2 separate regions of the Homo sapiens genome follow, and region 1 is linked to region 2. A link is an interaction called in ENCODE POLR2A ChIA-PET data of the cell type or tissue named here. Cell type or tissue: HepG2. All regions are shown on one strand. Links, peaks and the distances in the headings refer to the core of each region. The heading gives the core; the rest is flanking DNA. Region 1 overlaps SFXN3 (sideroflexin 3). Region 2 overlaps TLX1NB (TLX1 neighbor).

Evidence for each region. Peaks named below come from ENCODE experiments on the same cell type or tissue, not always from the same donor. Only the 100,000 strongest peaks of a DNase experiment are listed, where the experiment ranks them.
Region 1: POLR2A ChIA-PET joins it to region 2 with 10 read pairs; 6 of 35 experiments call an interaction of 5 or more read pairs at or near these places.

The regions. Positions count from the first base shown.
Region 1 is chr10:101,040,924-101,045,311 of GRCh38, reverse strand. It overlaps SFXN3 (sideroflexin 3), which reads right to left. Exons shown (of 12, transcript NM_030971.6): 12 at 4,071-4,388. Among named protein-coding and RNA genes, the nearest start is that of SFXN3, 12 kb to the right of the region's middle. In HepG2, for the core only: a CTCF peak has its summit at 3,922 (motif pointing left); DNase peaks (open chromatin) are centred at 971, 2,281 and 3,931; H3K4me3 peaks cover 1,922 bases.
Region 2 is chr10:101,111,051-101,115,438 of GRCh38, reverse strand. All of the region lies in intron 2 of TLX1NB (TLX1 neighbor), which reads left to right. Among named protein-coding and RNA genes, the nearest start is that of TLX1NB, 18 kb to the left of the region's middle. In HepG2, for the core only: no CTCF peak of the experiment used is centred there; a DNase peak (open chromatin) is centred at 2,178; H3K27me3 peaks cover 462 bases.

The sequences.
Region 1 (4,388 bases), core at 246-4,245, 70 kb after region 2:
TACACATGAGACACTCTCTCCAACACCCCATTCTCTGCATTGGAAACTCCTGAAGAGACAAGAGAAGAGGGAGGGAGGAGCTGAGTTCTTCCTTCATCTTGCTGACTATAATAACTAGGGGGCAAGCGTCACTTCCTCAGGGGATTTTTCAAGGCATGCTACCCCCAAGATTCTGATATGACTCCCTGGGAGGACATCCTTCCCCATCCTCCAGGCTGAAAATCACTAAAGCTGTGAGCCATCATTTGTTTTGAAGGTGTCACATTTTTACGTTTGTTGAGGTATAAAACAGATTGAGAACCACTGTGTTTGTGACCTTACCTGAGATCAATATATGGGTGGGAATTAGGGCACATTTGGATTCCTCATTTATTTATTGAGCAAATAAGTATTGAGTACCTACTGTGGATCAGGCACTATTGTAGATGCTGTGGGCATTTAAAAGTAAATATATGAATTGGTGTTTAATGGGTATATAGTTTCAGAATTGCAAGAGAAAGTTCTGGAGCCTGTTTCACAACAATGTGAAAATATATATATGTGTGTGTGTATATATATATATATATATATATATATATATATATATATATATATGTAAATTTTTTTTTGAGACAGTGTCTCCCTATATTGCCCAGGCTGGTCTCAAACTCCTGGGCTTAAGGGCTCCTCCTGCCTTGGCCTCCCAAAATGCTAGGATGACAGGTGTGAGCCACCATGCCCAGCCAACAATGTGAATATAGTTAACATTATTGTACACTTAAAAATGGCTAAGATGGTACATTTCATGTTATGTGTTTTTTACTACAATTTTAAAGTGAAGATATGGTGCCTGCCCTCAGTGGGGCTTTCATTTAAACTGGAAAGAAACATCTGTATAGGGCCAGTAGTACATGTTGTAGTAAATACCAATCAGGGTGATTCCCAGTTCACAGCAATTGCCCTTCTTTGGTTACAGCCTCAACGTCAGAGGTAAACCTGAATGTCCAATGTCCTTGCCTGTTGACCCTGACCCCTGGCCACCTCCTAGGGGTACACAACTGATCTAAGCTGCTCCAGTTTTTGAAACTTGGAGTAAGCAGGGATAATTCTGTTATACAATGTTCTTAAGGGTTTTGTTTCGCAGAGATTTCTGTACCTCACTTCCCAGATGGGGTTATGTTACATAGATTTTCCAGTAAAAGTGTTAGGTTGGTGCAAAAGTGATTGCAGTTTTTGGCAATACAAGGCCTCTTTTCAAGGGGATTGCCATGCCCATAAACTCCAGCTGCTGACACCCCCAAAGTTGGCTTTGTCCTTTCCAGTCCTATTGTTCACCTCCATCTCTGGGTATGAAAACTATAGCAGAATCCTTCCAATATCTCCCCCTATTTACTGAAGCTAGCCACAATTATTTTCTGTTGGTTTCAACAAAATAATCTCAAAACCCAAACCAAAGTGTTCCTTTTGGGAAATAAAAATTGTCAATTGATGAGGACTTGCTGGTGATAGAGGAGGAGAGGTCGGAAGGAAAATAACATAGCTGGTTAATTTATAGGTTAACATAGCAAACTCTTGCCCCATAAGCAAGCACTTCAGCCTGAAGGAGCTTCTCGTTTCTTTATTAAAGGCATGGGGTTATTTTCCTACTGGATGTGTTGGATGTGGGATTGTGTGTGTAGTCCAAGCTATGCAAGGTTCCTCCTGCCTTCTCCAGGTCGTTATTTAGTTGCAAACATTGCTGGTCTGAGAAGACAGGAAGGAGGAAGCTATGGGAGGCTGTGGCCTGGAGCGGAGGCTGCCTTTGTCTGGCAGCCTGAGCTGACACTGGAGCCTAGGAGAGACCCAATGAGGGAAAAGATGTGTATAATAAAAGAAGAGAGAAGGGAGCATCTTAGGAAACTCCCCTTTTGGGGATAATACAGCTGAATCAAGATTCCTCCACAATTCCTAGCAAAAGGTTGTCCTTCATGCCTTTCGGGCACGCGCGGTGTCCCTGCAGGTGAGAGGGTAGCTTCTCTGTTCACCCAACCGCCCATTTCTACCCAGCGCCGGCCACAGAGCCACAATTAAGAGTTCAGCAAACGTTTCCTGGACTGTTAGGCGCAAGGGTGGAGAGAGGGAAAGGAGGAGGACGGCGCCGAAGAAAGAGCCAACAGCCTCAGAGGCAGCTGAAAAAAAAACCTGGGCTTGGGATCCAGGAGGAGAGTCCTCGCGTGATTCCTCGAAAACCTCGCGGATTTTTGGGCAGGAAGTCAAAGGGCTGGCGCTAGGGAATTCGTGGGTTTCGATATTGGAAAGGAGGGAGGGGGACTTGGTGGATTTAACGGCGCAGGATCGAGGTCAGCGGGAAGGCGGATCTGAGACGTAGCTTCCAGGCTCCGACCCGGAAGGTGAGCGAGAATCGGGGCCTGAGGTACTAAAGCCGTTGCTCGGGAAACGGGAAGGAGGCGGAGCCGAGCCTAGCTTTGACTGACAGGGACCACAGCAGGGGCGGGACTCTGCTTCTGACTGTTCCCAGAAGGTGGTGGCTTACTTTTGACCGCGAGGGCCCGGGGGCGGGGCTTGAAATGGACAGGCTTCACTGGGAGGAAATGGGGCTTGGCTCTGACCTGTAGGGCATCAGACCCAGCAGGACTAGGCCAGAGTCTGGCATAGCCCCACAGTGCCAGAGTTGAAGCTGGTCCTGATTACCTGTCCTTAGGAAGCAGGTGTCATTGGTTCCGGTGATCCTGGAAAGGAGCAGAATATCCCTACTTGACCACCTCCCTATGGCCAGGCTAAACTTAAAACATGGGCAGGGAGAGAGGGAAGGTTGTGGTCTTTCGGGTCTTCATAATAGGCAGGATGGGGGCTCTGGAGCAAATGAGGCCAGGCAAGGGGAAGAAGATGGGAGGGAAGGTCAAAGACACCAATTCAGGCTTCCAGAGAAAGTTCCTAAAGTCTGAGGTCTGGGAGGAAGACAGGAGGCCCACCCAAGAATGGGGCAGAGCACTTTCTAGTGAAAAACGTGCTGCGTCAGCCCAAATGCTGACTTCTGAGGAAATTTCCAAGTATAAGGAGGCAGTTTGGAAGGTATGATTGGCTAAGGTTTGTCCCTAGAGAGCCTGTGATGTGCCCTATAGCTAACTCTTTTGACGTGTTTGAGAAACTGGTGTGGAATTAGGAAGGAAAGATGACAGAGAAGCCCACTAGTGCCCTGGCCAATCTTTTCTCTGACATGGTTTAGTGATACCTGTGGAGCACAGATAATTCTGTTATAAAATGTTCTTAAGGGTTTTGTTTTGCAGAGATTTCTGTACCTCACTCCCCACATGGGGTTATGTTACATAGATTTTCCAGTAAAAGTATTAGGTTGGTGCAAAAGTGATTGCAGTTTTTGGCAATACAAGGCCTCTTTTCAAGGGGATTGCCAAAGGCCAAAAGTGTAACTGCAGAAAGAGCTTTAAGAGTTGACTAAGGATTCCAGTGGGCTTGGTGATTGACAGGACAGGATGAAATTAAAACTGGTTATCTAGGCCGGGCACGGTGGCTCACGCCTGTAATCCCAGCACTTTGGGAGGCCAAGGCAGGTGGATGGCTTGAGCCCAGGAATTGGAGACCAGCCTGGGCAACTTGGCAAAAACCATCTCTATAAAAAAATACAGAAGATTAGCTGGGTGTGGTGGCACGTGCCTGTAGTCTCAGCTACTTGGTAGGCTGAGGCAGGCGGATCAATTGAACTGGTGAGGTTGAGGCTGCAGTGAGCTGTGATCCATGATGGTGCCACTGCACTCCAGCCTGGGTGATAGAGTGAAACCCTGTCGCAAAAAAAAAAAAAAAAAAAAAAAACAGAAAGAAAGAAAAGAAAAGGAAAAAAAAAAAGGTGAAAGCATCTACATTCGCCCTCTGTCTTAGTACATACTTGGGGGTGCCAGAGGGAGGACTGATTTTCTAATCTCAGAGCTCCCTCTGCTGGGGCATGAGGCTCCCTACACAGGGGGAGGAATGAGACAAGACCTGGACTTGGGGAGAGTCCAGGGAGAGACGGAAGGCTGCAAGCAGGGGACTCTTTCTGGGCCCTCAGGACGTGGAATCAAGTGAAGACCAAGAAGTAGACAAGTTTGCAGTTTATTGAGTAATGGCTGGCTTCACAGATGTTATCACTGGGGGCGGTTGATAGGGGGAACAGGAAAATGCTCTCAGAGGTTCCCACTGAAGCCCTTTCATCTGCCCTGCCCCACCCACCACTGAAGCCAGAGGTCATGGGAGTTGGGATCTAACTACACTCTGTGAACTTACCACCACCCATTCCATCCCCAAGCCCATATTTTATTTGGACTAGCCACTGATGCCCGGGCCCTTCCTCTTCCAGGGGGTGGGAGGGTGGAGGTGGGGACAGGACCAACCCTCAAGAAAGAAAAGAGGTTAAG
Region 2 (4,388 bases), core at 163-4,162:
CTGGAATTGGGGATAATTACAGCATCTCTTCATAGACCTCCTGTGAGGGTTAAATTCATGTAAAGCCCACAGAATAGTGTCTGTCCCAGAGTAACTTAGGAAAAGTTGGCGATGATTCAGGCTGGAGTTGAGTTGAGGGAACTCTAACAGGGGAGGCAGAAAATGGTGATTGACTTCTGTGATGCCTCTGTCTCCTAGGTCTTTGGCTGGTTTTTGAAGCTGAACCCACCTGGTTTTCTCCTTCATCTGATGCAGCAAGAGAAATTTGGCCAGGAGGGGGCCGTTGGTGCAGACCAAGCATCCAGTGGGAACACACAGGGGTCAGCTACCTTGGATTCCTCCTCCCCACTTGGGGGTTCAGCTTCCCTATTTCCCCCAGGGACAAAGACCCAGCCAGGTCACTCTCAGGGATTCAGGGAAAATAAGCATTGTGTCTGGGGCATAAAGAAAGGCCAAGTTCTGGGCATGTGGCTGCAGGCATGTCTTACGGGACAGAGACAGCCCCCCCAGCCGAGGACTGGCCTCCCAATAACTCTGTTCTGCCTGGAGTGTCCTTGTGCTGGACTTCCTCCAGCAACCTCACCCTTACAGAAAAATAGGGATGCTTTTCTTGAACTTCCTCTTTCTATTCCTCCTTCTAAGTCAGGGACAGATGGGGTGGCAGGGGTGGGAAGTATACTGATCTGTTTCTTGTCACTGTTGCCCCTATGTCCTGATATAAAAACCTGGGAGTCTTGTCTTTTTGGTGAAAACTCAGTTTATTGCTACATTTTATTATTATATCACTCATTAAAATTAGCCGAAATAGGACTTTCCAGGACCTACTTAGTGGCCACATAGTCGCCTCTGGGAGGAACAAAGGGAGTGGCTGCTGGGTCCACAGAGGATGAAGAGACATGCAGGGCAGGGGTCTTTCAGAGCCACATCGCAAAGTGCTTTCTTCTCTTGAGACTGGACCAGGTGAGCCTGTAAGAGCCAAGGTGACTACAGAATAAAGTGAAATGTCAGCCCTGGGGGGAGGGGGGCCCAGAGGTCAGCTGCAGAGAAGGGGAAGAGGATCCTGCCTGGCCCCACCGAGAGGCCAGCCCCACATAAGTGCTTGAAGTTTGAACTCAGACAGAGTCGGGGTTGATGACCAAGACCCTTCTTTCATTCATCCACCCATGCATTTATCTATGTATCCACTTATTTATCTATGCAGCCAACTTTATTGAGTTTTGCTCCAGGCCAGGACTGTCTGGTGCTGAGCTGAACAGATCTGTAGGAAAGGAGTTTGGGACAGACCCATAGGATGTGGGTTTGGCAATTCTTTCTTTTCTTTTCTTTTCTTTTCTTTCCTTTCTTCCTTCCTTCTTTTCTTTCTTTCTTCTTTCTTTCTTTTTCTCTTTCTCTCTCCTTCCTTCCCTCCCTCTCCTTCCTTCCTTCCTTCCCTCCCTCTCTTTCTTTCCTTCCTTCCCTCCCTCCCCTTCCTTCTTTCCTTCTTTCCCTCCCTCCCTCCCCTCCCTCCCTCCCTTTCTTCCTTCCTTCCTTCCTTCCTTTTTCTTTCTTCAATTTGCCACATTGCCCAGGCTGGTCTCGAACTCCTGAGCTCAAGCAGGCCAACTGCCTCGGCCTCTCAAAGTGCTAGGATTATAGGCATGAGCCACCATGCCTGGCCAATTCTTTTATTTCTGAATCAAAGCCAGAATCAACCACTTCTCAACCTTTCTGGGATTCCTGGTGACTTTGTAGTTTGCCCTGTGTTTGTTATTTTTGCTAACCCCTGTTTGCCTATAGTTCCTGATGATCAGAAAAATAAGCAAACCGAGCCTACAGCAGGAGAAGGGAGATGTATGCTTGTTTCAGAGCCCAAGAGCGGAAGAGACCTGGAGAGGCTGCAGAGAGAGGAGTCCAGGGAGGGGGAGCCAGAAGTCAGAGCTCTCCTACCTGTCCTCATCCCTCCCCCATGACCATCATCCTCTCCCTAATGTCCCCAACCCCCTCCCACATCCCCTGTTCCTTTCTCCACCCCCTACTCCCTCTACATGTCCCCTAGCCTCACACAGGGGTTCTCATATCCCCTCCCCCTTGGGAATCTGGCCTTGGGCCTCCGGTGCTGGAGAACTTGGGCTGGGCCTGAGCACCCCCTCCCTAATGAGCATTCGTTCTGGGATGAGCTCTGGCCTCCCAGGGTCAAAGGTGGCAGCTTTATTTACTCACAGCCATGCTCTCACTGCCCGGCTCCTTTCATCATTTTTTTTTATGATGGAAACAGCCCAGTGGCCACAGGCGCCCTGGGGGACCACCCCACGACCTCCCCTCTCCCCGAGCCCCCAGACACAGACACTTGTATTCCTCCAATAAGGGCTCAGGTTTCTCAACAAAGTACAGCTTTGCTCTCAGGACAGTTTTCAGCTGTCGATTTTATCACATTCACATTCTGTTCAGAGCCTGAGCCAGAGAAGCTGGGAGCTGGCCAGCATGTGAGAGTGAGCACGTGTGTGTGAGAAGCAGGGCGACGTGGGGGCTGAGGGTGCAGGGTGAGAGTGGGCATCTGTGGGTGAAATCCCAGGTCCGTATGGTGTGTCTGCTTTAAGAATGTTTTCATGTGTGTGAGAACCTGTGTGTGTATAAGCATGAGTATCTGGGGACAAGTATTACATATATCCATTTACCCCCAAAATAGCATAGGAATACTGTTGCCTGCACTTTCCCCTACATGTGCCCATATGGCTCATCTCGCCAACTTGCCCCGTGCTCTTCCTCCTCTCTGCTCCTCACCCCTCCAGGTGAGGTGCTTCTGTGCAGGAGGCACGTGGATCTGGGTGGCCAGCCTCAATGTGAGACGCCTGTCCAAATCAAGGCTCTCCTCACTGCCGCAGCCCTCCTGCCCACCTCCACCTCAGCTTTCTTGGCCTCCTCACTGGAACTCATTGACCCCCTTCTAAAGCAGTGTCCTGGCCGGGCGCGGTGGCTCACGCATGTAATCCCAGCACTTTGGGAGGCCGAGGCGGGCGGATCACGAGGTCAGGAAATCGAGACCATCATGGCTAACATGGTGAAACCCTGTCTCTACTAAAAATACAAAAAAATTAGCCAGGTGTGGTGGTGGGCGCCTGTAGTCCCAGCTACTCGGGAGGCTGAGGAGGGAGAATGGCGTGAACCCGGGAGGCGGAGCTTGCAGTGAGCCGAGATCGCACCACTGCACTCCAGCCTGGGCGACAGAACGAGACTCTGTCTCAAAATAAGTAAATAAATAAAATAAAAAAAAATAATAAAGCAGTGTCCCTGGGGGAAAAACCCTGATCAGGGAGGAGTTAGCCCTCCAGGAGCCCCCAAGTTGGAGTCCTGGAAGGGGTCAGACCTCAGGTGTGCACACAAATGTGGCAGTATTGGAAGGCCAGCCACTCCACAGAGGGACAAAAGACTTATGGACGGAGGTCGTGGCTGCGGGGTATTAGGCAAGAGTGGCTTCTGGCTGATGTTTGCTCTAAAATTTAAAAAAAAAAAAAAAAGGAGTGGCTTCTTAGGAGAGAAAAGCCTGAAGAGGGCCTCTCTTTGGGGACCCTCCAAAGGTGGCCCTTAGTCACACTATTTAAACTCCCAGGATCTGATTTCTGAACCTGGAAAGCGAGAGAGAGCACTCTGGGCTCCAGCACCATCCCCGTGTGGTGTCTGTGCCTGCAAGTATCTATGTGTTCATGATTGTGTACTCGTGCCTGCGGGTGATGTGTTTGACAGTGTGTGCTTGTGTGATGAATACACACAAGCCGACAGGTGATGATTTCCCAGTGCGTGTGCTCATGCCCCATGGAGGGGGTATAGCGGTTAGGTCCCATTTTAAATTACGTTATCCCATGTGTCTCACAAGCCCTTGCCTGACCCTATGTCCCAGTTTTGCATTCAGAATCTCTGACTTCTGCAGGTCTCTGGGACATAGGGCCTACACTGGGAACGGGGCTGTGCAGCCCAGGGGTGGAGGTCAGCCTGTCTTAGCTCCCCCATCTCCCTCCAGGCTGGGCTCTGGCTCTGAGCACATTTGCACCCCTCCTCAGGCTGCCACCTGTCTGGGCGCCTGAGGAACCCGGCTCCATTCCAGGCCCAGGTCCCTCCTCCAAGTCAGGGTCCCTCCCACCTTCTCTCAAACCTGCTCAACCTGCCTGGCAGCCCAGCATCTCCCAGAGGTGCCTCCAGAGGTGGGATGCACTGGAACAGCCCTCCCAGCAGCATCAGAAGCAGCAAGAGCTGGGAGTGGGGTGGGTGGGAGGGCAGGCTGACCCTGCAGAAGAGGATGGGGAATTAAGCTTGCCACTGCTGCTGGAATGACACCTCTCTCTGACCTGAGCTTGCAGAGCCTCCCTTATAAACTGCTCCCGCCCCCGCCTTGCCCCTCCCTGCCCCTGGCTCTT